2 separate regions of the Homo sapiens genome follow, and region 2 is linked to region 1. The links are chromatin loops, found by intact Hi-C in ENCODE. Cell type or tissue: mammary epithelial cell. All regions are shown on one strand. Each heading gives the region's core, and the rest is flanking DNA. Links, peaks and the distances in the headings are about the cores only.

What was found. Hi-C counts contacts between places; a loop is a spot of excess contacts. Peaks named below come from ENCODE experiments on the same cell type or tissue, not always from the same donor. Only the 100,000 strongest peaks of a DNase experiment are listed, where the experiment ranks them.
Region 2: it touches region 1 in a loop (8-fold over the local background); 18 of 110 quality-filtered maps call a loop at or near these places.

What each region holds. Positions count from the first base shown.
Region 1 is chr7:149,491,740-149,502,117 of GRCh38, forward strand. ZNF746 (zinc finger protein 746) reads right to left here and starts at 6,070. Exons shown (of 7, transcript NM_001394198.1): 1 at 5,774-6,070; 2 at 2,465-2,764; 3 at 2,250-2,376; 4 at 1,120-1,233. The coding sequence starts at 5,797. RefSeq lists enhancers at 2,394-3,593, 4,388-5,331 and silencers at 5,465-5,524, 5,765-6,434. In mammary epithelial cell, for the core only: a CTCF peak has its summit at 6,071; DNase peaks (open chromatin) are centred at 4,642 and 6,022; H3K4me3 peaks cover 2,044 bases; H3K27ac peaks cover 926 bases.
Region 2 is chr7:149,305,402-149,315,779 of GRCh38, forward strand. TRC-GCA1-1 (tRNA-Cys (anticodon GCA) 1-1) reads left to right here and starts at 4,789; the gene lies at 4,789-4,860. In mammary epithelial cell, for the core only: a CTCF peak has its summit at 4,991 (motif pointing right); a DNase peak (open chromatin) is centred at 4,990.

The sequences.
Region 1 (10,378 bases), core at 1,496-9,495:
GTCAGACGAAAGGGAAAACCAAGGCAGGTGGGACGGTCAAGGGCGGGTCTTCTGGAGGAATCAGGGGTCGAGCCTTGCAGAGATGTGGTCTCCCTAGTCAAATGACCCAGCAGGTCTTCACTTTAGGAATTTGGTTTTTCTCCTGTGTCCACCTGTCCTTCCCTTAACTTTCAAAGGTGCTGACTGGCTCCAGGGAAATCTGAGACGCTGATATCTGGTAACAAGATTCACCTTAAATAAATGTGTGCTTCTAATAATACCAAACCATAAGGCTGACCAATGTAGACCAAAGTAGCTCTACAACTGCTACTGGTTTAAATTAAGGTTGGTTCTTGGAGGCAAGGCTGACTCTTTGCAAAGCTTTGGATTAATTTTGTTGTCAATATACAGCTGACCTTGAACAACATGGGTTTGAACTATGCAGGCCCACTTATAAATGGATTTTCTTCTGCTTCTGTCACCCCTGAGACAGCTAGACCAACCACTCCTCTTTCTCCTCAGCCTACTCAATCTGAAGAAGACAATGAGGAGGATGACCTTTATGATGCTCCACTTCCACTTAATGAGTAATAAATATATTTTCTCTTCCTTATGATTTTCCTAGTAACATTTTCTTTTCCCTAGCTTATTGTAAGTATCACTATGTAACACACAGAACATACAAAATATGTGTTATTGACTGTTCATAGTATCAATAAGGCTTCTGGTTAATAGGAGACTACTAGCAGTTAACTTTTTAGAGAGTCAAAAGTTATACATAGATTTTTGGCTGCGTGGGACTGGGGGCTGGTGCCCCTGGCCCCTGCGTTAAGGGTCAACTATGCTCCTGCCTTCCCTCTCAGCGTTCTCCTCTCCCTCCCCTCAACCTGTGCCCTGCCTTTGTCTCTTCCTAAAAGATTAGGTTTGCCACCTGTTTCCCTGACAGAAAGTGTTCATTTCTGGAGCATTAGCTGACTAAGTTAGAGATTAAAACTCAACTATAAAAAACTCAAGACATAAAACCTGTAAGTTTCATGTTTCTCCTCGACTCTCTCTGGAAAGATCACACCCTTTCTGGCCTTTCCGTCTCTGTTTCCTGCACAATACCTGATGCCTCCCTGGCCTTCTCCCAGCCCTTACCTGGACTGGGGTCCACAGGAACATCTGGAATCTTGGGGCCAGGGCGGCGCCAGTTGCAGGGCTCCTTCCCTTGTTCAATCTGGGAGAGGACCTCGGGCTTGGAGATGGCGTAGTCTGAGGAAAGACAGAAGGTTAGTTTTTGCCACGTTCCAGTCAAAGCTGGGGACAGTCATCCCGGAAAACCAACAATGGTCTAGAAATGAAATCTCTTGATTGTCACAAAGCAGTAGCTCTCAACCACAGGCAATTTTGCTCCCTGGGGGCATCTGGCAAAGTCTGGAGACAATTCTGGTTGTCATGCCCAGGGCTGGGGGAGAGGTGACTGGCATCTGGAGATGCCCTGAGAGGCCAGGGCTGCTGCTCAACATCCTACAATGCAGAGGATGCCGCCGACACACAGAATCACCTGGTCCCAAATGTCCACAGTGCCGGGGTGAAGAAACTGCCACAGAGCGTGCACGTTAAACAGCAGTGCACTTGTGCTGACGAAACAACCTCACGTCTGCACCTGCTCCTGCCCTCTCTAACAGGTCTCACTGCCCTCGGCTCCGGGGTCACACAGAAACCATTAGGAAGAGAAAACCAGCCCAGGAAGAAACAGAGTCCAGGCCCTTCCTGGGCAGGATTAAACAAGGAGAAGAGCAGTAGCCCCAGGGGCTGAGGGAAGCAAAGTTTTGAGGCATGAAGAAAATGTCTGCTGCAAGCAGCACCGTCTGCCCATGTTCTCCACTGACCTCGAGGCATGTTGCCGTAAGGGCCACGCATGTTTGTAGGAGAAGGCTGAAGGAAAGAGTCTTTCTCAAATGTGAGTCAATTACATACTGGATCTGAGAGCAGATGGGGCCTTCCCCGCTCCAAGTCAGCAAGAACAGAAAGGTCCACATCCCGGGCCTGCGTAGGAGAGAAGCCACCGCCGTTCCCAGACTGGCATTCTGGGAAACTCAACACAGGGAGAAGGGAGCTTTTAACTCCATCACCCAGGGCTCATCCTTCACAAAAGGTAACAACTTGCAAGGTCAACAATGTTTCTGGTGATTTATATAACACTGACATGAAAACAACTATGTGGAGGGAGAATTCTGAGGACTTGCAAAATCCCATTTAACAGAGAAATGAGTGTCAGGCCTTACCCAGGGAGACCAGCGTCTCGTAGTTGCCCCTCATCACGTGCTTGTAGAGCTCCTTCTGCCAGTCCTCCAGCTTGCCCCACTCCTGCTCGGAGAAATACACGGCCACATCATCAAAGGTCACGGGCACCTGGAACCACAAGTGTCACACTCGCTCACCCACACGCTCACGGGTTTGGCCGCTTGGGCTCCCACACCCCAAGGCGTCCCAGGGCTACCTTAGGGGACTCCCCCTTGCTGCCCGGGGGCAGCCGCAGGATCCAGAAGTTCCTGTTGCGCAGCAGGTTCTCCACGTTCTCCAGCCGCCTCTGCAGCAGCCCGTACTCCTGCAGCAGGGTCCCCAGCACGGCCCACTTGCCCTCCAGCTGGTTCCCGAACTCCACGGCTGTCTTCTCGCAATCAGCCAGCTTCTTCTCGGCCATCCCGGTTCGACCTTCTAGGGAAAGCAGGCGAGCAGCCTGCGATTCAATCTTCCTCTCCATGGCCTGAATCGTGGCTGCCATCGTCCACGGAGAAATCTTTCAGAAACAAAAGAGAAACTGGCATCACTCATTCCATCCACTGTCTTCATTGAGCCCCTCTCTCCCTAGGCACGGGGGAGTTGGGCTGGGAGTCCATATGTGTGGACAAGTGGGGCTATCCTATACCACATGCCAGATCTCAGGTTGGCCATCACCTGCTTGGGTATGTTAGGTCTATGTCTGGGTGGGTGCCTTTACTCCAGGCCTCTGCAGCACAATGCAGACCCTTATCACGGTGCTTATCACCCTACACAATAATTTCCTACCCACACCTACACTGTGGGCTCCCTGAACATGGTATTGCATCTTTTCATACCACTGTCCTTGACACATGGCAGGTACCCAGTGCAATTTTGTTACGTAAACAGTGACTTAGCATTGCTGGGCATTTTAGTGGAGAAATGGTAAACTGCAGATTTACTAGAGCGCAGCCTGCACCTCCCCTCATGATTACACAGGAACTGTCTACTGATGATGACCCAGCAAAAAAAACAGCTGGTTCACTGAAACGGCACAAACAAGAGTATTGCTCAATTTCTTTTTTCTTTTTTTGTTTTTTAAAGCATCTCATGTCCCCTTTTAACAAACATAAAAATCTAATGGCCAGTTCCTCTTCCCCCAGGACAGTCTCATTTTGTCACCTTCCCATCTGCCCCTCCCCCACAAGCTAAAATCCCCATGACTGCAAATCTCCATCAGTCCAGAGTTAGGCTTTTTGACACTGCCTGAGCCCTACAAGATTCTTTCTCTTTCCCAATTCCCACCCCCTCAAGGTAAAAATGACGGCCTCCGACATTTTTGTAGCTGTACCAGGAGCAGTGACATACCCTGCAGTCTGGTGAGGAAAGTACATATATGCCACAGTTAGACTTGTATATGGACAGCAACCATCTTAATTAGAGACGGGGGCCTTCCCTGTCATTGGAAATGTTCACATGGCGTATCAGTGACCGGCAGCTGGGACAAGGAAGAATGGGCACATTTTGCGGTGGGTAGGGAGCTGGACTGTTTGAGCCACCCACATCTGAATGTGGGACCTACAGGGCACAGAGGAGCTCCTGGTATCGGGACCTGAGGATCAACGCCTCCTTACAACATTCTGCAAAATAATTCCTCAACAAAAGGTTGGTGATTATTTCCAAAATGAAGAAGTAGCTACTAGAAACCAGTGTGGATTCACTTAGAGAAAGTCACTGAGAACTAGAATGCGGATGGACAGCTCAAAAAATAGAGACAAAAGGAGAGTTTGAGCAGAGGGAGAAACAAACTTGTCTAGGACAGTGCTTAAGATACTATCTATTTGGAAGGAAGCAGGACCCAAAGAAGGTAGGACTCTAAGGGGTCTTCAAGGCTGGGAGATTCTGGACAAGCTGAACTGTTTCTAGGCGAAAACCCCAATGCGGGTGGGAGTCTTGCTCTCAAGGAGTAGGTGGTCCTACAGCACCTGGGTGGGCCAGCGTGGTTCTGGGCTTGAGTCCACCCTCCACCTAAGGCCACTGTTCCTTCCCTCACCTCTCCTTTCTCAGATCAATCCCTGTCACGTGATCCCAGACGCCAAGAGTTTACTCCAGAAGCTTCCTTTCAACTGGTCACCAGCTCCTTATCCACTGAAATCCTACCCATCCTCCACGTGCATTATTATGGGCTTTGTGTGGCATGAAAGGGACCTCTGCTAAACTACTTTATTAAGAAAATATTAGTCTTTTACTCATGGACAACAAGGTGCATGGTTTTCTTACAGTTCTGATGGGGCCAGGAAACCCTGTGTAAGGTCTTCACACTATGTGGTGGGAGGTGGCGACTGTGCGCTGCTCACTCCAGCCCAGCTTCTTACTGACAAGTGGCTGGAATATGTGGGGCTGTCCTTGGACTCCTGCCAGGGGAGCTGAAACTCTTTGCTTGAGAGGAGCTGATGGTAAGAGGAGCCGGATCCCTCATCCACTGCCCACCCGCAGGATGAAGTCCAGGCATGCAAACCCCTTCTTAGTCTCTCTCTGCAGACTCCTTTCCCACTGCCTCCAAACCAAAACCATCTTCTCCAGGCTCATGGACTCCTTTCTGTGCCTGCACACGCCCTGCACTGTCCCGTCTCTCTGCGCCTTTGCCCAGGCACTCCTCCCTCCCTGAAAGCACCACCGGTCTAGCTGGGCCTGAAATCCTAGCCTTCCCTAAAAGCCCGGCTCAAATCACAGAGGCGCAGAGCATCAGGCCAGGAGGGGTGGACAGCGGTACCAAGAGGCCCCCTGACACTCCTTCCCCCGGAGCCCACCGCAAGCTTCCACCTGGGCGCCAGCACTCACCCCTTTCTGTTTTGCACGATTATTGCCCGCGTACCTGCCTGCCTGGTCCTTGAACACACAGCCACTGTGTGTCTTTTCACACTTTCCAGCTGGGTAAGCCTGGGCAAGTTAAGTTCTCTAGGCCCCGGGTTTTTCTTTTGTATGACAGAGATTAACACCAGTACCCATCCCACAGGCTTGCTGTGAGGACAGACTAACGCCTCAACAGGGCTTGTGGAAGTGCGTGGCTCTATATTCCCTTCCGCGCCGACCCCGGGAAGCTGGGCACGTAGTGGGAGTCGGTGTATGCGGATTCGAAGCCGGACACCTCCCAGGTGCCACCAGGCCGCTGCGGGGGAGATGGAGAGGGACCTACAGGCCGAGCGCCAGGCAGAGAAAGGAGCCGCGGGTGGGGGGGCACCCAGAAGGAGGGGACAGCGGCTGGGGCGGGGGCAGGAAGCCCCGGAGGGCCCAAAGAACTTGGCGTGGGGCGGCCCGGGGCGGGGACAACCGTTCCGCCAGCGCTCGGGTTCGGCTCGGAGTGGGGGCCCGGCCGACGGGCGCAGTAGGCCCCGGCGGACCCCGCGCCCCATTCGCGGGAGCCCCAGGCCCGGTGGTCCGGCCCGGACCCCGGAACCCCTCCCCAGGGCCTGCGGCGCCGTGTGCCGGGGCCGGGCCGCCTGGGGCCCCCAGGCCGCGAGTCCCTGCGCGCGCGGGTCGCCCTTACCGGAGCCGCGACCGCCTCGGCCATGGCCCTGCGCTGTCCCGCCCGGCCCGGAGGAAGTCGTCGTCGCCGCCGCCGCGCGCGGCACCACGCAGGCCCGGCCGCCCGGTGCTCTCCGCAGGCGGCGCCTGCCTGGCCTTTCCTCTGCCGCCGCTCCTCGCTGGCTGCCCCTGCGCCGCGCCGCCCGCAGTCGCGCCGCCTCCGTCAGCGCCCGGCCGGTCCACACTGCATCCTGGGAGCCGGCGCCGCGGCCCGGCAGACGAAGGCCCGTGAGGCTTCCTGGAGGCAGCGCGGCCGCACAGCCCCACCTGCAGCCTGAGAGGCGAACGGCAGGCGCTGCGCCCGCCTGCCCGCGGCCCCGCCCCGCCCCGCCCAGCCCCGCCCGCGGGGCCCGACGGGAGGACCTAGCGACCCCGGGCCGACCCCGCGACCCCGCGACCCCGCGACCCCGGCCGGACTGCCGAGCGCGGGGGGAGTCACTGCGCTGGCCCCGCGGCCCAGCCCGAGGACTCGGTTATTGAAAGGGTCCCCCTCATGGGACCCGCCTGGCCGCGCCCGCGGGCGAGCACGGGCTTCCGGGCAGGGCGTCCCCCGGGTGACCGCGGCCAGGGCGGCCCCCTCGCCCTGGGATGCCCGGCTCCCCTTCCCCCGCCCCACGGGCACTTCTGCTGCCCGAGGTCCTGGGTCTGGAGGTTTAGGCTATTTTGGGGAGGACAGATGTAACTCATGCCCACCTGTGTTTGAAATGGAATAAATACTTCCAACAACAGGAATATAGTTCGGTAAACCCCGGTAGGCAACCACTTAGCATTTTCTGTAATGGGTTTATTACAGTAAATTTTTTTAATGGCATGAGCAATGGGACGCAATACCATCATTTAAAATGATTTCGGTGAAGGTCTTGGTAGGAACAGATGTTCATGATGTTTTAAGAGAAAAAGCCTGTCCAGGACGATCCTGTCTTTGTTTTAAAAATAACATTTTAAAACAATATAGGACATATGTAGCGTCATATACTGCGTACATGTATAATTACAGTTTTGAAAAGTTTGGAAGCATATATATCAACATGGCCTCAGTAGTTCTATTAAAGGTCTATTCCTTTAATAGACCACGGGCCGTTTTTATGCCTTTTCTAATTTTTTCCAATTCATGTTTTTATTTTTCCATGACAAGGATAGTATTTTTAAACAAGGAGAGAAAAATAAAAATTTAAATGTTCTCAAAGAGGCCAACCAGAGCAGGGGAAGGAGGGCGCCTTGGACGGGCCCCCACGTAGTTTCAGAGGCTCATTGCCTTTCAGGAACACGACTTGCTCATCTGTGTATTCCCCAAGACTAACTAGCCAACTGCCTAGCACACACTGATAAGAAAATATGTGAGAGATCTGTAATCTTTTTCAAAGAAGGCAGACCTTACAGAATAGATAAAATTTGAGCTGGATCTTGAAGAATTGGCAAAATATTGATAGGCAGAGAGCATTTCAGACCAGAGGGTGGTAGTAGAGGTGTGAGCTGGATGACAGCCCAAAAAAAAATTGATGTAGGAAGATATAAAGCATTTTAGGGCCGGGCGCAGTGGCTCACGCCCGTAATTCTAACACTTTGGGAGGCCAAGATGGGTGGATTGCCTGAGCTCAGGAGTTTGATACCAGCCTGAGCAACATGACAAAACCCCGTCTCTACTAAAAATAGAAAAAATTAGCGAGGCGTGGTGGCACGCACCTGTAATCCCAACTACTGGGGAGGCTGAGGTACGAGAATCGCTTGAACCCGGGAGGCAGAGGTTGCAGTGAGTGGAGATCACACCACTGGGTGACAGAAATACAGTGCATTAGAAATAAAGAGACATTTTTAGTGTGCAATTTAAAAAGTTCCCTTTTGACAGGCTGAGTCGGATATGCCAGGGTCATCTCTAGGTAGTAATTTCCAAGCCTGGCTCTCAGAGCAGCTGCATCAGTCTCTGGGGAAGCTTGTGAAGGATATGGATTTCTGGATCCCATCTCATATCTACTGAATCAAAATGTCTTTGGGATGGGTCCTGAGTAATGTGGAGAAAACTTATTTTAAAAGAAGGTCTCTTTTTAACAAGTTCCTTGTAGGGGTTGAGGTAAGGGTGAAGCTGGGGCTCTGCAGACAGCCAAGTTAGGGTAATGATGACTTGCTCTGTCCTCCACTGAAGACAGGCATCTATTGCAGAGCATCTCTGGTGCTGGTTTTCCAGCCTCTATTTGTAAAAAGAACGAAGATAAACCTCCTTGGATTGATATATGAGGCTTCCAAAGCCTTTCCCTCCATTTTGGGCACAGGTGTCAAAAGCAGGCATGAGAGTTTCCACTCCTGTGCCTTTCCTCATGCTTTTCCCCTCTCCTCTTGCCCACCCGAAGTTCTCACACCTTTTCCAGACCAGCATATGCCCTAATTCTTCCAGTTAAGTCTCTCCATGCCAATCACGGCTGCAGCAAGCTCTGCATTGTCCCAACTCTAATAATTTTTATTCTCGGTGCCATTCATATGGCACTGAGAAAAAAATTACAATACAAGGTAGTAGTTCCTAACTCACCTCTTGGATTATAAGTTCCCTGAGAGCAGGGACTATATCTTATTTCTCTTGTCTCTCCTGCAGTGCCTAATACTGGGCAGGTTTAGGCAACATAAAGTAATGATTTAGTACAAGTCTTAATTGATTGCTCTGTGTGGTGTGATCAACTGTGGTCCAAAGAATCATCCCCTCCTCTGCTCTAATACTTCTGCAGCCCCTACCATCTCCACCTTCCTGCTGAGTATTCCTAGAAGAAAAATCATAAAGCATTTTCAACACACCCAGAAGGAGCCTGGAAGGGCTAGAGAACATGAGACCACATGTCAACTCAAGGTGTCAGGGAGGCAGGAAGTGTGTGGTTCATACTGCACATAGACTGTGTAGATGTAGGGACTATGGACCCATGCACCCCTATGAGTGCTTCCTATACTCCAGCAGGTACAGCAGAACAGGTGGACCTCTATTTTTCCAGCTGCTCCCTTAGGCCTGAGCTTTTCCCCTGGGACCAGGCACACAGCCTAAAAGTTCAGGCTTGGGGTTTTCAAAAAGACTGTGGTAATCATTGCTGCCCACTAAATATTTCCAGCTGGTTTCTCTTGAAGACCATGGCTGGATGGCACTTCCTGGTTTCTTCTGGCTGGGTTGGACCATGTGACAAGTTCTGGCTGATGTTTTTTCTTTCCCTCTACTATGGTAACCCAGCAATATTTGAGGAGGTGGGTGCTGTATTTGCCTGCATCCTGGAGGTGGGGGACATTGAGTAGACTCCCCAGCCATCCCATGATGAGCTACTTACAGCATGAACATGAAACTTTTTGTTGTAACATGGTTTGGGGGTTGCTTGTTCCACAGTTTAACCTAGCCTATCCTGACAGATACAAAGGCATGGTGAAAGTTGGCCAGGCATTGCAGCAGGCATCCTTGGGCTCCAGGTGGTGTCTGCTCGAGCTTAACTTCCCTTACATTGTCTGAGTGCTCTCACATTGAGCGTTACCCTGCAGCGGTTAGATGTGGTGAAGTGCTGGAGAACTTGCAGCTGGCCCTGGAGTCTCTCCCATGGAGCCAGTGCCAAGTTCCTGCCTCAAATCCCTCAGTGAAATTTGCAGATGCGGATGGTCAGGGCCATGGCTCTGAGAAGCTACCTCCTTTCCTTCTGCTGGGAGCTGGGAGACTCACAGTCCTCTGGGGTTGGCTGGCTGGAGGCCAGTGCCTCAAAAATATTCTATACCAGAGCCCTTGAGTACAGAGAAAAGTGAATGTATGTCCTGTGGGTCTGGACGCTGCCTGAAATGGCCCTTGGTGAGCCAGAAGGTGTGATAAATTGTCATACTTTAACAATCCATTAAATCTTGTCTCCTTTATAAAACTTCTGTGCTTGTTTTAATTTTAAAAGATTATTTTGATTTATTGACCAGAGTAAAAAATTTATTTGATGTTTCAAAACCCCTCTCTTGCTCCTGAAATGGGAACAATTCCCTCATCCGCCTCTCAGGGTGTGAGATGGGGGCTGCAGCTCACTTTGTCAGTGCCCCGCTGCTCAAACCTCTAGCGGGAGCATGTAGGCAGGCAGGCTGTGGGGCTTATCACAAGGACAGAGGGCTTTCTGTATCCTGGGGTTCTTGCCTTAGTGTGCCAGAAAAATTAGATCACGCGTGGGCTTGGGGGATGGGTGCAAGGCTTTTTATTAAGTGGTGGCAGCTCTCAGTGAGGTGGATGGAGAGGCCAGAAGGAGGATGGAGTGGGAAGGTGGCCTTTCCCTGGAGTCAGGCCACCCAGTGGCCGGGCCCTCCTCCGACTGGCCTCTGCTGAACTCCGTGTCGTCCCGTCATAGATGGCCTGCCGGCGTCTGCTGGTGTCTGCCCGTGTGTTCTTCTGCTGTTGAGTTCCTCTCGATGTCCAGCTGCTCGTGTCCGTGCCCACTAGGGTCTCAGGATGTTTAAAGGCACAGGATGGGGTGTGTGGCAGGCCAGGGTGGTCTTGGAAATGCCACATTTAGCCACAGAAACAGAAATACCTGTCCTCACCTAGGTCAGTGGGCACAGGCCTGAGGGTAGAGCCTTTGCCAGG
Region 2 (10,378 bases), core at 870-8,869, 190 kb before region 1:
TCACCATGTTGACCAGGCTGGTCTTGAACTCCTGACCTCAGGTGATCCGCCTGCCTCGGCCTTGCAAAGTGCTGGGATTACAGGCATGAGCCACCATGTCCGGCCACTCCTAGTATTTTTAAAAAATATTGTGGGTGTTTTAGTATTTTATATTTACTTTTTGTTAGGAAAAAAGGTACATGTTTGTGTGGGAACATAGAGGCCCAATGGGAAGGGGGCAGAGAAGGAGATGAGGTGTGACCCCATCACAGAAGGGGTGACACCTAGGCTCCGGTGAGTTTTTGTTCTTGTTACATTCTCTTCCTTTTTAGAAAGGTAAGAAAATATTGACACAATAATATATCTACATGGTTCAAAATTCCAGTGGCACAGAAACAATGGTATCTCCTCTCACTCTTGTCCCCAGCCACCCATGTCCCCTCCTCGCAAGCAATTGATGTTCCCAGTTTCTTGTAGATCTTTCTAGAGTTTTTTCATGACATAAATGCAAACATGTCATCTCCCCTTTTCTTCCCCTCTACAAACAGTAGCAGGCTATGGCGGAAACACATTTTCCTTGCTTGCTTTTCTGTTTCTTCTTGGCAATCTTTCCCTATCAGTACATAAAGAGCATCCCCATTTGTAAAGGGTTGCCTGGCATTCAATTGTACGGCTGTATGTAATTTATTTAACAGTCCCCAGATGAGGGACAATTAGGTTGCTTCTAATGTTTTATAATTTAAAATGATGTGGCTACAGAATAACCTTGCAGACATCATTTCACAATTGTGTTTATAGACCTCTTAGTTTCTAGAAGTGTAATTCCTGGGTCAAAGTTATGTGCTTTTAGCATTTCAAAAGTTCTTGCCAGGTGCCTCCTTAGAGGTTGTATCAGTGTACACTCCTACCAACAACGCAGAAACATGCCTGTTCCCCATACACCCTGAATCCCTAGTGTGGTATCAGACTTTGTAGTTTTTAGCATCTTAAAGGAGTTTACCTGGAGGTCTTGGAGAATGAGGCTGGAGGAGGAGAGGGAGCTGGGGTTGCAGCTGTTGTGAATGAGGCCAGAAAGTCAGGGAAACTGGAATGGGAGGCAGGGAACTCTAGGCTCTCCAGTGAGCCGTGCTTACTCTCTGCTGCAATAACAACACTAGCCATCGTTTATGAAACATTTGCTATGGGTCAGGCACCACTCTAAGGCTGTAAGCCTGGAGTCAGACTCTTGTTCTGAAAAGGGCCAGATTGTACATGTTTGTTATTCTATAGGCAAAATAGTCTCTGTTGGCAACCACTCAGCTCTGCCTTTTTAACAGGAAAGCAGCCACAGACACCAAAGAAATGAACCAGAGTGGCTGTGTTCCAAGGAAACTTTATTTATGGATGCTGAAATTTGATTTTCATATAATTTTTGCATGCCACAAAATATTTTTTGAAGCAACAGCAAATATTTATTGAACACTTACTCTGTGCCATTAAAAAACAACAACAATTGTTTCATTTACTTTTCCCCAAGTCCCATGAGGGCCCATTTCCCATCCCCCCAACCAAGCCATTGAGAAGGGTAAAATCCATTCGTAGCCTGTGGGGCTGTGCCCCGTGACAGACCACGGTTTGCTGATTCCTGCTGTAGAGGTTCTCATTTAGACTGGATAAAGAAAATATGGTACACGTATACCCTGGAATACTATGCAGCCATAAAAAAGAATGAGATCATGTCCTTTGCAGCAACATAGATGGGGCTGAAGACCATTATCCTAAGTGAACTAACAAAGGAACAGAAAACCAAATACTGGATGTTCTCACTTAGAAGTGGGAGCTAAACATCTTCACATGGATACAAAGAAGGGAACAACAGACACCAGGTTCTACTGGAGGGTGGAGGGAGGGAAGAGGGTGAGGATCAGAAAACTACCTATTGAGTACTATGCTTATTATTTGGTGACAAGATAGTCTGTGCACCCAACCCCCACGATATGCAATTTACCCATATAACAAATATGCACATGTACCCCAAACCTACAATAAAAGTTAAAAAAAAATGAAGGTTCTCATTTAATCCTCACAATTGTAGGACCTTCTATTTTATTCTTTTTGAGGTAGGGTCTCGTTCTGTGGCCCAGGCTGGAATGCAGTGCTGTGATGATGGGTCCCTGCAGCCCCAACCTCCCAGGCTCAAGCAATCCTCCCTCCTCAGCCTCCCAAGTAGCTGGGACCACAGGCACATGCCACCACACTCGGTTAATCTAAAAAAATTTTTTTTGTAGAGGTTGGGGTCTCGCCATGTTGCCCAGGCTGGTTTCAAACTCCTGAGCTCAAGCAATCCTCCAGCCTCAGCCTGGAGGCTGGAATTACTGGTGTGAACCACTGCGCCCCGCTGTAGGGCTTTTACATCCCCATTTAACAAATGGCAAAACAGAGTCCTAGGCAGGTCCAAGAGAAAAGAGGTCTCAGTTAGCACTCAAGGAGGCGGCCACACTCACGGCTCCAGCTGGACCATCAGTAAGGAGGACCGAAGGACTCCCACCCCGCTGCGGAGCAGCCCTTTCCGCCCCGCTCCCAGAGCACTGCGGCCTCCTCCTCACTTGCTTCCTGCAGGTGAGAGGTGGTGGACAGGACCTGTGAGGGTCTGGGCCAGCCTCCTGGCTTCATAGGTAAGGAATGGGGTTTTGTGTGGTGTGTGCGTCTCAGCCTTCACGGAGCATTCCTAACAGTTCTCTACTTCGCCACATGCAGTGAGGTCCACTTATTTTCTCCTGATCTGGGCTATTTCCTTCCCTTCCCTTACTCAGCCCTCCCTCTTACTTGGGGAGCCAAGGTCTCCAGGGAAAGCTATTTATTTCGTGGCCAGAGAGGCCGCAGCCCTAGCAATCCCAGGAACCCCCACATCTGCGCAGGCCAGCCAGGCTGGAGAAGCTGGAATTTCACAGCCTGGAGGTGATCAGGCCCAGTCAGGCGGCTTCACTCTTTTCTCTTCAGTCCCTGCCCTGGATGCAGGGACCAAGTAGCCCCCCTGCGTGGGGACTGTATTAATTCCCTAGGGCTGCCATACAGGGTATTACAAATGGAGTGGCTTGAAACAACAGCAGTTTATTCTTGGACAGTTCTGGAGACCAGAAGTCAGAAGTGGAGGTGCCAGTCAGGCCTGCTTCCTCGGAGACGCTGGGTAGAGCTCTTCCTTGCCTCCTCCCGGCTTCTGGTGTGGCCTTGCTCCTTGGTGCTTTTGGCTTACAGACATTCGCTCCAGTCTCTGCCTCCATCTTCCCATGATATTCTTTCTGTGTTTGTGTCTGTCTCCTTTCCTCTTCTTACAAGGACATCAGTGATATTGGATAAGGGCCCACCCTAATGACCTCATCTTGAGCTCATTATATCTGCAAAGACCCTGTTTCCAGATAAGGTCCCGTTCACAGGTACCAGAGGTTAGGGTTTCAATGTATCTTTTTAGGTGACCCATTCAATCCAAAGCAGGGACCTTGCCTCTTGGCGAACATGCACAGTGAAGACCACCCTTGAATACCAGAGTTCGTCTCTTAAGTGGGCTATAATATGAAAAATATGGGAAGGCATTCATGTGCGAAAGCCAGAATAGGGAGAAGCCACCTGGATTTGAACCCCAACTTCTTGACCTACAGTCCAGTGCCCTAAGCTGTGGCCCCAACACATCAGCAGTTCTTATGGGTCCTTTTCTCCAGTGGGGTCACACTCAGGGCCCATGTTGACTATTAATTCTGCAAGGAGGTCCTGCTGTACTGTAGGCCTTGGGCCTCGATGCCTCTCTAAGATCCTCCCCCATTGTCTCACCCAACACTGTGCAATGACCATCCTTGAACTTTCTTGTCAAGGCTGCACCTGAATCCATTGCTCTTGCTGCCATTTTCACATGGAATTCCTTCCCACCTGCCTTGTTTAAGTAAGCCCTTCAGAACGCAAAGCCCATTTTGAATAGGGAACATGCCATTACCCTAGTTTTGGTCAGGTGTGTAATTTACACCCTCTCCTCTGTATTCCAAGAGCTATTATCATGAATTGCCATGACAGGCATTTCCACTAAACTTTTAGCTCCTGAGGCCGGGAATTGTGTGGTTGTTAGAGTCTGGGACACAGGAGGCACCTACTAGTGCTCATTGAATTAATGCATGAAACTCATCAAGGAATCTGGCTGTGCAGGGCTTCCCATGGCTCTGTTTAGCAGAGGCAGTAGGTTGCTAGTCTTTCTTAATATGTTCCACTCTGCTGAGAATACTGAGAGGCCCCTAGGGCTGCAGTGATGGTCCCCCATGGCCATGTCCTGGCTACTCCTGACTTCTTTTAGAGAACCACTTTTCTCCTCATACTATAGACATATATTCTGAGTGGAGGCAGATATATTCTTAGAAGACCTTACTCCTGAAATGGTTATACCCCTTACATATCTTAATCCTTGGTGGCAGTGGCTGCTCATGGATAGGCACAGAACCCAAGCCAAACCAACCACAGTCCTTCTCTAGAATTTTTTAGACTCAAGTCTTTTTCTCTCTGGCAATCAAAGTGTGGAGCTATGAACCTACAAATGTTGGAGGCAGGGTCTCAGCTGCGTGGAGAGTTGGGTTTGAGACATTAAAACTAACTTAAGAGGGAACCAAAGAATAAAGCTACAGGGAGAGAGTCCTGAGAACATTTGAGTTCCTGGAAGTCAGCTTCTTGTCTGATATTTACATTATATTTTATTTTCTATCAGCTGAAATTTAATCTCTGCCACTTACCATCATGTTAATACAACACGATTCCAAAGCTGAAATAATATTAATAGGAAACATAATGGCAGCAGGGGGCATAGCTCAGTGGTAGAGCATTTGACTGCAGATCAAGAGGTCCCTGGTTCAAATCCAGGTGCCCCCTAGTTTTCTTCACTTCTAGAATGCATCTTTTGGGAGACAGTATTTGAGACAAAAAAGGAGATGAAGGAGAAACAATGAAAGAAGCTTAAGAAGAGGGAGAAATGGATGCTGGGTAAAAAGAATCAACAACTGTCCACCAGAGGGAGTGATATGGTCAGGCTGAAATCTGAAAAAAAATACCTAGTTTGGCCCAGCAATGTCTGAGTTGGAGGAGAAGACAGGAAGAGATGCTAGACCACTGCAATAATGATGTGCTGAGCAGAGCTGGACTGAGTATTGTTCCTTCTCAACAATTAGCCTCACTGAAGGTCTAGTCCCAAAGCCCTTGCAATCTCTTGATATGGTTTGGTTCTGTGTTGTCACCCAAATCTCTTGTTGAATTGTAATCCCCAGTGTTGGGGTAGGGATCTAGTGGGGGGTGATTATGGGGCAGATTTTTCCCTTGCTGTTCTTGTGATAGCGAGTGAGTTCTCATGAGATCTGGTTGTTTGAGAGTGTGTAGCACTTCCCCCTTTACTCTCTTTCTTTCCTGCCGGCCATGTGAATATGTGCTTGCTTCTCACACCCCTTCTGCCATGATTGTAAGTTTCCTGAGGCCTTCCCAGAAGAAGCCTGTACATCCCACAGAACTGTGAGCCAATTACACCTATTTTCTTTATAAATTACCCAGTCTCAGGTATGTCTTTATAGCAGTGTGAGAACAAACAAATACACTTCTCTTTCCCTTCCCCCATGCTGTGGACAAAGATATCAACAAGAAAATTTTTCTTTGCTGGTCTGCACATAAGCTCAAGCTCAAAAGAGCTGTTGGCCTGGCGTGCAGAGACCTCTCCTGGAGGCCTGAGACTAGGATGATGATCATGTTGTCCCTTGGGTACTCCGTATATATCTGCAGTGGGAACAGTTCTCTGGCCCAGGAGCTCCTTGACTGCCAAAACAAAGTCTTCATCAGCTAGGGGTTCACAGAACATGACACAGATTGGAACAGGCAGGAGCTCAATAAATGTTTGTTGAATACACGAACTAGTGATGACCTTTTTAAAAATTTTTAAATTTTAAACTCAAGGGGTACGTGTACAGATTTGTTACATGGGTATATTGAGTAATGCTGATGTTTGGGCTTCTAATGATCCCATTGCCAAACAGGTAGTTTATTAACCCTTCTCCCCCTCCCTCCCTCTCCCCTTTTGGATTCCCCAATGCTTATTGTTCCCATCTCTCTGTCCATGTGTATCTAATGTTTAGCTCCCACTTATAAGTGAGAACATGTGGTATTTGGTTTTTTGTTTCTGTGTTAACTCACTTAGGATAATGGCCTCCAGCTGCATCCATGTTGCTGCAAATGATGTGATTTCATTCTTTTTTTTGTGACTCTGTAGTATTCCATGTTATATATGTACCACATTTTTTTTTGACAAGGCCTTGCTTTGTCACCCAGGCTGGAGTGCAGTGGTACAATCATGGCAATCATGGGTCTCTGCAGCCTCAACCTCCTGGGCTCAAGCAATCCTCCCACTTCAGGCTTCTGAGTAGCTGGGACTACAGGCATGCACCACCATGCCTGGCTATTTTAAAAAATTTTTTGTAGAGATGGGGGTATCACTGTGTTGACCAGGCTGGTCTCAAGCTCCTGGACTCAAGAGATCCTCCTGCCTTGGCCACCCAAAGTGTGGGATTATAAGCATGAGCCACCATGCCTGGCCCCATATTCTCTTTATCCTATCACTGGTGATGGGCACCTGGGTTGATTCCATGTCTTTTTTTTTTTTTTGAGACAGAGTCTTGCTCTGTCCCCTAGGCTGGAGTGCAGTGGCACGATCTTGGCTTACTGCAACCTCTCCCTCCCAGGTTCAAGCAATTCTCCCGCCTCAGCCTCCCAAGTAGCTGGGATTACAGGCACCTGCCATCATCCCGGCTAAGTATTGTATTTTTAGTAGAGACAGGGTTTCATCGTGTTGGCCAGGCTGGCCTTTGACTCTTGACCTCAGGTGATCTGCCTGCCTTGGCCTCCCAAAGTGCTGGGATTACAGGCATAAACCACTGCACCCGGCCTTCCATGTCTTTGCTATTGTGAATAGTGCTGTGATAAACATACAAGTGAAGGTGTCTTTTTGGCAGAACGATTTATTTTCCTTTGGGTATATACCCAGTAGTGGGATTGCTGGGTTGAATGGTAATTCTATTTGTAGTTCTTTGAGAAATCTCCAAATTGCTTTCTACAGGGGCCGAACTAATTTACCTTCCCACCAATAGTGTATAAGCATTCCTTTTTCTCTGCAACCTTGTCAACATCTGTTATTTAAAAATTTTTTAATAATAGCTATTCAGATTGGTGTGAGATGGTATCTCATTGTAGTTTTTATTTGCATCTCTCTGATGATTAATAATGTTGAGCATTTAAAAAACATGTTTGTTGGCTACTTGTATGTCTTCTTTTGAGAAGTGTCTGATCATGTCCTTTGCCAACTTTTTAATGCAGTTATTTGTCTTTTTCTTATTGATTTCTGTTTCTCATAGATTCTGGATATTAGACCCTTGTTGGATGCATAGTTTGCAAATATTTTTCCCCGTTTGGTAGCGTGTCTACTCTGTTAATAGTTTTTTTTTGTTTTTGTTTTTGTTTTTTGCTGTGCAGAAACTCTTTAGTTTAATTAGGTCCCACTAGTCAATTTTTTGTTTTTGTTGCATTTGCTTTTGAGGACTTAGTCATAAACTCTCTGCCTAGGTCAATGTCTAGAAGAGTATTCCCTAGGTTTTCTTCTAGAATAAGACATTTAAGTATTTAATCCATCTTGAGTTAATTTGTGTTTATGGCGAGAGGTAGGGGTCCAGTTTCATTCTTCTGCATGTGGTTAGCCAGTTTTCCCAGCACCACTTACTGAATAGGCTATCCTTTCCCCATTAAAAAAAAAACTATTTTGCTGAAGATCAATTGGTTATACAGGTGGCTTTATTTCAGTGGTCTCTATTCTGTTCCATTGGGCTATGTGTCTATTTTTGTACCAGTACTGTGCCATTTTAGTTACTGTAGCCTATACCATAGTTTCAAGTTGGGTAATGTGATGCCTCCACCTTTGCTCTTTTTACTTAGGATTGCTTTGGCTACTTGGGCACTTCTATGGTTCCATATGAATTAAGTTACATTTATTTATTTATTATTTATTTTTAAGACAGGGTGTTGCTCTGTCGCCTAGGCTGGAGGGCAGTGGCAAAATTTTGGCTCACTGCAACCTCCACCTCTTGGGCTCAAGTGATCCCTGCACCTCAGCCTCCTGAGTAGCTGGGACTACAGGTGCACACAACCATGTCCAGCTAATTTTTGTAGTTTTTGTAGAGATGCGGTTTCACCATGTTGCCCTGGCTGGCCTGACACTCCTGGGCTCAAGCAATCCACCCACCTCAGCCTCCCAAAGTGCTGGGATTATAAGCATGAGCCACAACACCTGGCCCCATATAAATTTTAGAATAGTTTTTTCTAATTCTGTGAAAAATGATGTTGGTAATTTGATAGGAATAACATTAAATCTGTAGATTACTTTGAGCAGTATGGCCATTTTAATGATATCGATTCTTCCAATCCATGAAGATGGAATATTTTTTCCATTTGTTTGTGTCATCTGATTTCTTTTAACAGTATTTTGTAGTTCTCTTTGTAGAGATCTTTCAACTCCTTGGCTAGATGTATTTTTGCATGTGTGGCTATTATAAATGGGATTGTATTCCTGATTTGGCTCTTAGCTGGAATGTTGTTGGTGTATAGAAATGCTACTGATTTTTGCATGTTGATTTTGTGTCCTGAAACTTTACTGAAGTAGTTTATCAGGTCTAGGAGTCTTTTGGTAGAATCTTTAGGGTTTTCCAGGTATAGAATCATATTGTCAGTGAAGAGAAATAATGTGACTTCCTCTTTTCCTATTTGGTTGCCTTTTCTTGAGTGATTGCTCTGGCTAGGACTTCCAGTATTATGTTAAATAGGAGTGGTGATAATGAACATCCTTGTCTTGCTCCAGTTCTTACGGGGAATGCTTCCAACTTTTGCCCATTCAGTATAACATTGACGTGGGTTTGTCAGAGATGACTCTTATTATTTTGAGGTATGTTCCTTTGATACCTAGTTTATTGAAGGTTTTTGTCATGAAGGGATGTTGGATTATACTAAATGCCTTTTTCTGCATCTATTGAGATGATCATATGGCTTTTGTTTTTAATTCTGTTTATGTGTTGAGTCACATTTATCGATTGCATATGTTGAACCATTCTTGCACCCCATGAATAAAGCCCTCTTGATTGTGGTGAATTAGCTTTTTGATGTGTTGCTGAATTCAGTACGATATTATTTTGTTGAGGATTTTTGTGTCTGTGTTCATCAGGAATAATATTGGTCTATAGTTTTATTTTTTTGTTGTATCTTTGCCAGATTTTGGTATCAGGGTGATACTGTTTTCATAGAATGAGTTAGGGAGGTGTTCCTCCTCCTGAATTTTTGGGAATTGTTTCATTGGGATTGGTACTAGCTCTTCTTTGTACATCTAGTGGAATTTGGCTGTGAATCCATCTGGTCCAGGGGATTTTTTGGGTAGGTTTTTAATTACTTATTTAATTTCATTACTTGATATTGGCCTGTTCAGGAATTCTGTTTCTTCCTGGTTCACTCTTGGGATGTTGTGTGTTTCCAGGAAGTTATCCATTTCCTCTAGATTTTCTAGTTTGTGTGCAAAAAGATGCTCATAGTAGTCTCTAAGAACCTTTTGTATTTCTGTAAGATCAGTTGTGATGTCTCCTTTGTCATTTCTGGTTGTACTTATTTGGATCTTCTCTTTTTTCTTTTTTTTTCTTTTTTGAAACGGAGTCTTGCTTTGACACCCAGGCTGGAGTGCAGTGGCGCAGTCTCGGCTCACTGCAAGCTCCACCTCCCGCGTTCACGCCATTCTCCTGCCTCAGCCTCTCCGAGTAGCTGGGACTACAAGCGCCCGCCACCACGCCCGGCTAATTTTTTTGTATTTTTATTAGAGACAGGGTTTCACCGTGGTCTCAATCTCCTGACCTCGTGATCTGCCCGCCTTGGCCTCCCAAAGTGCTGGGATTACAAGCGTGAGCCACTGCGTCCGGCCTTTCTTTTGTTACTTTAGCTAGCAGTCTATCAATCTTGTTTATCCTTTCAAATTACCAATTTTTGGTTTTCTTGTTTCTTTTTATGGTTTTTTGGGGTCTCAATTTCATTTAGTTTTGCTCTGATTTTGGTTATCTTTTCTTCTGCTAGCTTTGGGTGTAGTTTGTTCTTGTTTTTCTAGTTCCTTTAGGCGCAAGTTTAAGTTTTTAATGTAAGATCTTTCTATCTTCTTTATATAGGCATTTAATACTGCTTTTGCTGCATCCCAGAAGTTTTGGTATGGTGTGTCTCTACTTTCTTTGTTTCAGATAATTTTTAAATTTCTGCCTTAATTATGTTGTTTACAAAAAAGTCATTCAGGAGCAAGTTGTTTAGTTTTTGTGTATTCGTGTGGTTTTGAGAGTTCCTC